Linked DNA regions of Homo sapiens: region 2 is linked to region 1. The links are chromatin contacts, found by Hi-C or POLR2A ChIA-PET in ENCODE. All regions are on one chromosome and are shown on one strand. The core of a region is the stretch at or near the end of the contact, and the rest is flanking DNA. Distances in the headings are between cores, read along the strand shown. Region 1 has its middle 5.4 kb from the start of NYX. Region 2 holds the start of CASK-AS1 (CASK antisense RNA 1).

Region 1 (3,173 bases), core at 252-2,751:
GGAGGATAGAACATGTTTTATTTAACAGTTTTTTAGCTTGATGTGTAGCTTTTAAATATTCAGACATACAGTGTGTGGTCCTCCGTGCGTACTCTTGCCCCAGGCCCCACAAAGCTGGGCCCAAGCCTGGGTTTGGCACACAGGCGGAAGTGCACAATTGTTTGCTGAAGGGAATTGAAGCCCATGTGAGAATTTGTAAGGGAGCTATAGAAAGAGAACCGGGTGAGTGACAGCCTTGGCCTCTTACCCTTCCTTTTTCTCTGACTTACTGGATGGTGTCAGGACAGGGACTTTCAGTTCCTAGGCCTGATTGTACTCGAAACATATTCCATAATCTTGTCCAGACCCCTCATTCTTCAAGTGAGGAAACTGAGGCCCAGAGAGATTAAGTGACCTGCTCCCCAGAGTGACATATGAAGGTGGAGCTGGGACCCAGTGGGTACCCTGTCCTCCTGCCTCCCAGTCCCTGGGTTTTTCTCGGGTCCTAATAAGGACACACACAGCCCCTGTGGCCACCCCCGACGTCCCCACTGCATGCCTCAGATCAGGATGGGGGAGGGGTAGCCACTCCCCTCTTGCTGGGCACCTCTAAATGACCTTGGCTGAACCTATTCTGTGGCTAAAGCACCCAACTCCCTTGTTCTTTATTCGCAAACTATCCTACTTCTGTCGTTTCACATCCGCCCTTCCAATCCAAACCCCAGCTCAGTGGGGTTGGATTGGATCAGCCTGGGCTCCCGGGCCTCATTTCTGGAATTGGAGGAAGGAGGAAGAGAGGCGAGAGTGCCCTCATTCCGCTGACTCCCAGTGTAGTGACAGTGACGTCGCCCCAACGGCAGGCCCGGACACAGTTAGGTGCGGGCTCGCGCCCCATCTGGTGCCCCGGGGCTCAGGGCGCGCCGCCGCGGTCCTGGAGGGGCAGTAGGCAGCGAGTCACTGGGCTGGACGTTTCCGCTCTGGCTCCTCCCTCCGCGGGCTTCAGAAAACTAGTTCAGCTCGCTGGCCCCGGCTGGCAACCGTGCGTGACACAGTGGTTTTTTTTTCCCATAAAGGTCACGTCCTTGCGAAACCTCTGCAGCCTCTGCCGGTAACCACCACCCCGGCCCCACCCTGGGGAGAAGGGGCGGAGCCTCCGGGGCGAGCCACGCCCCCGATGAGCCCGGTCCTGCCCAGCGTGGCCGCCAGAGGGCACCGAGGTTCGGGAGTCGGGGTGGGGCGGCCCCGGGACCTCTGTCTGCTCCCCGCCGCGGCACCCGCACCTACTCGGTGGGGGCGGGGGCCAGGGCTGGGGAAAGTCCCAGGGCGTGCCTGGTGCCAGAAACGTTCCTCACGCACCTGGAGTCGCAGAATGCCCGGGCTGGAAGGGATGCCAGGGTGGGGACCTAACCTGCCAAAGGTCACACCCTGGGGAAGATCTCCCAGTGCCGTGTCCTCCTGACCAGGCCGCGTAGTGCGCATGGCCTGTTTGTCACCTGTAAATGAAGGGTTAGCTCACCAACAGGCTCTGCCCACTGCCCACAAATACACCTTCCTGGGGCCTCTTCTGAAATCATCGTTCTTTACATTGCATCCAAAGTAGGTTTCTCTCCCATTGCAGCAGATGTCAAACAAAAAACAAAGTAGGTCTCTCCATTTCCCGATACAGTTGACCCTTGAACAATATGGGTTTACACTTCGCGTAACCACTTACACTTGGATTTTTTTTTCAATAAAAGTTACACCAAGGGCCGGGCGTGGTATTTTTGGTAGAGATGGGGTTTCACCATCTTGGCCAGGCTGCTTTTGAACTCCTGACCTGGTGATCCACCTGCCTCGGCCTCCCAAAGTGCTGGGATTAAGGGCGTGAGTCACCGTGCCTGGCCAGTTATTGTTTGTGTATGTGTGTGTGTTTTGTGGTTTTTTGTTTTTTTGTTTTTTGTTTTTTTGAGACAGAGTCTCACTCTGTCGCCCCGGCTGGAGTGCAGTGTTGCAATCTCAGCTCACTGCAGCCTCCACCTCCCAGGTTCAAGAGATTCTCCTGCCTCAACCTCCTGAGTAGCTGGGACTACAGGCATGCACCACCATGTCTGCCTAAATTTAAAAATTTTTTTTTGTTGAGACAGTGTCTCACTATGCTGCTCAGGCTGGTCTTGAACTCCTGAACTCAAACTATCCTTCTCCCTTGGCCTCCCAAAGTGTTGGGATTATAGGCGTGAGCCACTGTACCCAGCAGAGAATATTTGTTTGCTTGTTTGTTTTGAGATGGAGTTTCACTTTTGTTGCCCAAGCTAGAGTGCCATGGCATGATCTTGGCTCACTGCAACTTCCATCTCCTGGGTTCAAGTGATTCTCCTGCCTCAGCCTCCCAAGTAGCTGGGATTAAAGGCATGCACCACCATGCCTGGCTAATTTTGTACTTTTAGTAGAAATGGGGTTTCACCATATTGGTCAGGCTGGTCTCGAACTCCTGACCTCAGATGATCCATCCACCTTGGCCTCTCAAAGTGCTGGGATTACAGGTGTGAGCCACCTCACCTGTATATATAGAATATATATAGAATATACATAGAATATATATAATCCATATAGATTATACATAGAATATATATAGAATATATATAGAATATATATATAGAATATATATAGAATATATATATAGAATATATATATAGAATATATATAGAATATATAGAGATTATATATAATCCATATATATAGAATATATAGAGATTATATATAATCCATATATATAGAATATATAGAGATTATATGTAATCCATATATAGAATATATATAGAATATACATAGAATATATATAGAAAATATATAAGAATATATATAGAAAATATATAAGAATATATAGAATATATATAAGAATATATATAGAATATAGATAAGAATATATATAGAATATAGATAAGAATATATATAGAATATAGATAAGAATATATATAGAATATAAAGAATATATAGATATAGAATATAGATATAGAATATATAGATATAGAATATATAGAGAATATAGAGAATATATATATAGAGAATATATAGAGACAGAATATATATATTCTATATATTATATATAGAATATATATATATTCTATATATTATATATAGAATATATATATATATTCTATATATTATATATATTCTCTTACAAAGTTATGTTAGTTGACTCTTGATTGCAAGGTACA
Region 2 (3,203 bases), core at 681-3,180, 76 kb before region 1:
AGTACATTCTACATTCCGTTCATGGGGCACACCCAGGGGAATAAGAATAAAATGCTATTATGACTAAGTTGTAAACCTATGCACATCCCTTGCATTTTGGGCAACTTTATAAAAAAAAAGAAACTGATTTTTATTAATAATAATCATGTAGTGAAATGTGTTTGTAATTTTGTCTCAATTTAATTTGTTGTAAGGTGGGGTGGGGGGAATTGCTGGTTTCACCATTTCAGATCTGTGTTGTCTAAGAGTATTAACGTTTTAATTAAGCAAAGAAATGATTTTTAATCTGTATGTAATTGTTTTAAAGCACCCATTTTAAGAGAAAATACTGTGCAATGAAGAAACCAGTTTAGGCATTTGCTATAAACTGAAATATTCCAAAAGAATCATCTATAACAGCCCTGTAAATTCCTTTAAAATGATAACTAACAGGACAGTTTGACCAATTTTTTTTAAATATACTTCCTTTTATGTGTTCAATAATTAAATGCCTTTGGGTCCTTCATTTCATTATAGATTTGTTCAGGCTTCCAAGCTGATAATCTTTACAATTGTATAATTTGTTAGATGCTCATTGAACCTTTGAAGGCCCAGGAGTGAGTATCAGTTGGCAGGGTGACAAAGTAGCCTGCCAGAGCACAGCTGGACCACGTCTGACTCGCACAGAGCCATGCGCCCAAGGGCCACGGGTGTACTGGAGGCCACCTGTGGTCTCTCCTTCCTCTTGCTGTATCCCTTGGCACAGGGGAATCATCTGTCCTTGTTGCTTTAGAGACATTAACCATCTCATAACTCTTCCATGAAGTCACATTCTTCCAATACAGGAGATTCGGGCTGGGGTTCTCAGACTCTTTGCCAGAGGTCAGTAGAATGTTTTTCATTAGCATGTGAGGGTGTGAAGTGCTTATATTAACCTGTGATCCTTGAAAACATACCATCATTTTTTGCTTCTTGTAGGTTAGATGGCCTTGTCACTTTGTGCCTTGGCAGGATGTGCAGGGTGTGTTCTGAGCTGAACAGCTCCTCTTAAAGGACCAAACAGAGAAGGCATTAGTATACTTCTTTTACATTGTCAACACCATACCCGCCTCCGCCCCCCACCGCCTATTATTAAATGGTGGCGATTTTTTTTTTTCTGATGTTGTTCTTTGCCAGTGACCAGATGAGTCTGCAACTTACTAACAAGGTATTGAGTGAACTACTTCTGTATGGGCCCCACAGTGGGGTGACCAAGCCACCAAACCAGAGATAAGCTCAACAGTGGTCTCACACTAGATAGAGAGAGAAACCTTCAAAGAGTTGGGTAGGGCTGTGTTAGAACTGATTCGAATCTGATAGATGCCAAGGCCAGACAGTCGTTCCTGGTATGGTACTGACCACAATTTCGGGCTCTTAGTGTGAAGGTGCGCACTCTACCTCTTTTCTGGTGAAGCACAAAGACAACTACAACTAACACATGGGAAACAGAAACTTCCCTCCCTCTAGTGGAAACCCCCACGCCCCCACTTGCCCTTTGAGCCCACATCTCCAGAGATGCTGATGATGCCTGTCTTAAGCCATCTGCCATATTTATAAAGGTGGATTAAGCAGAGGAGGAGAAAAGCAATGCCAACTTAAATGTCTGTGGCCCCACAATTCACAAGCACTGTAGCACTCATCCTCAGTGGCTTTATACGTCCTCTGAGAAGCACACAGGCAGGCATCATTCTTGCCATCATTCCGATGGTGAAATCCCTGCATGCAGAACTCATTGACTTCTCAAAGATGTTACCTGTTCCATTCCACTAATACATGTCTTCTCTAAAGCAGTGTCTTTATGACCTAGCTGCATATACTTACATTTCTGAATTCAGAGTAATTTCAGTACATTGCTGCTGCTGCTGCTGCTGCTGCTGCTGCTGCTGCTGCTGCTGCTGCTGCTACTGCTACATTACAATTGTCCACTAAGCAATCAGAGAAAATTGCTAAAAGCTTCTTTACTGCTTCCATTCCATCAGCAGAACCTTTTTTTTTCTTTCTTTCTTTTAAAGACCAGAATGAATGTTTAGAGTACTAAATCTTATTAGTGGTCAATTGAAGTATTGGAGAGCCACATTTTGAAGGTTCTCTCCCCCACCCAACTCCATTCCCCACAGCAAGAAAGGGAGTGTTTTTATATGTTGAATTCTTTGTTAAAAAGATGAAATGTCCTGATTTTCCAGTCACAAGACAGTAATTACTTTGCACATACAGCATATCCCATTTTAATGCTAAAAAGGGAAATGTCACTCAATTTAATTCATCTGGAAGTTTCCCAGTGTCAAGATAACATTGTAGCCTTTTTAAATGCAATTAAATGTATCTCTTGTCAGGTGAGATGATTTAAAATCTTTGCTCAGAGAGGAAAACAAATGGTTGACCTACTTCTTGCTATTTGCATTCAGAAGGCATCGTCCCAGCCCATCCTATTGGTGGCAGAATATCTAAAGATGTCGCAAAGTCCCCCACTGCAGTAGAAATGCAGGAGGTGTTCCTGTTCCCCGTCCAATTCCTTCTTAGGCTGCTAGAGACAGCCAGTGGGCCAAGCCTTCCCCTGTGCTCCAGGCAGGCCTGGGCTGCAGCTACTGTTACCTTTTTACAGCCTTTGATCTGATCGCTGCAGAGTTCTTTTGTTTTTAAATCACTTGTATTTGTCTCTTCATTAAGGCTTCAAGTTTATTTCTTGAAAAAGTTTAGTCAATTGAACCACCCTCCAGGAAGATTCCCAGCGTGGAAACTGCCCCTGAAAAACAAGGCAGCCCAAAGCCAGCTCTCTTTTGTCCCCCACTGATGTCATGTCCTTTTTTTTTTTCATTTCAGGCCAGTTTCTTAACTTGGGGCAAAGAGAATGTGTTGCTAAAGCTACCAAGAAAACTGCTTGATTAACAAATTCTTAATAGAAATGCCTCCCACACTGTCTCTTTGAAAAGAGAAGGCACCTTGGAATCGGCATTCCAAAACCAAGCTCCTTGTCATCCTCATCCCTCCTCCTTCTTGCTTCCTATTATCAAACTCGTGTGTGTTTCTTGTTTTCTCAGAACTGAACACAGCCTCCTAATTCCATCCTCTTGACTAGGGCTTACAATACTGAGAGCGATTACAGGCTGTAATAAGTTAAAGGTCCCTGAGCGTGGCTTTCTTGTTCTGCGCCTCTAATTAATTCTTCTATTAAAAGATGCTTTCCT

The links. A loop is a pair of places that touch in the nucleus more often than their neighbours do. ChIA-PET counts read pairs that join two places held with the same protein, here RNA polymerase II (POLR2A). Pooled maps may share reads with other maps.
Region 2: a map of heart left ventricle shows a loop between it and region 1 (2.3-fold over the local background). The contact joins the promoter of CASK-AS1 here to the enhancer-like site in region 1. A Hi-C loop is called at or near these places in 3 of 168 maps with a recorded cell type or tissue (cardiac septum, heart left ventricle and naive thymus-derived CD4-positive, alpha-beta T cell), 17 of 37 single-sample maps with no recorded cell type and 12 of 50 pooled maps. POLR2A ChIA-PET finds 5 or more read pairs at or near these places in 2 of 52 experiments (GM12878 and HEK293).

What each region holds. Positions count from the first base shown.
Region 1 is chrX:41,440,364-41,443,536 of GRCh38, reverse strand. No RefSeq gene overlaps it. Among named protein-coding and RNA genes, the nearest start is that of NYX, 5.4 kb to the left of the region's middle. RefSeq lists enhancers at 448-517, 1,458-1,507 and a silencer at 838-1,347. Within about 2 kb of position 1,501, at least 23 of the 41 ENCODE cell types and tissues checked have a DNase peak (open chromatin) inside an H3K27ac peak, as active enhancers do; they include heart left ventricle, where a contact is called at or near this core.
Region 2 is chrX:41,516,489-41,519,691 of GRCh38, reverse strand. CASK-AS1 (CASK antisense RNA 1) reads right to left here and starts at 1,930. Exons shown (of 2, transcript NR_046581.1): 1 at 1-1,930. CASK (calcium/calmodulin dependent serine protein kinase) reads left to right here. Exons shown (of 27, transcript NM_001367721.1): 27 at 1-3,203. RefSeq lists an enhancer at 2,374-2,875.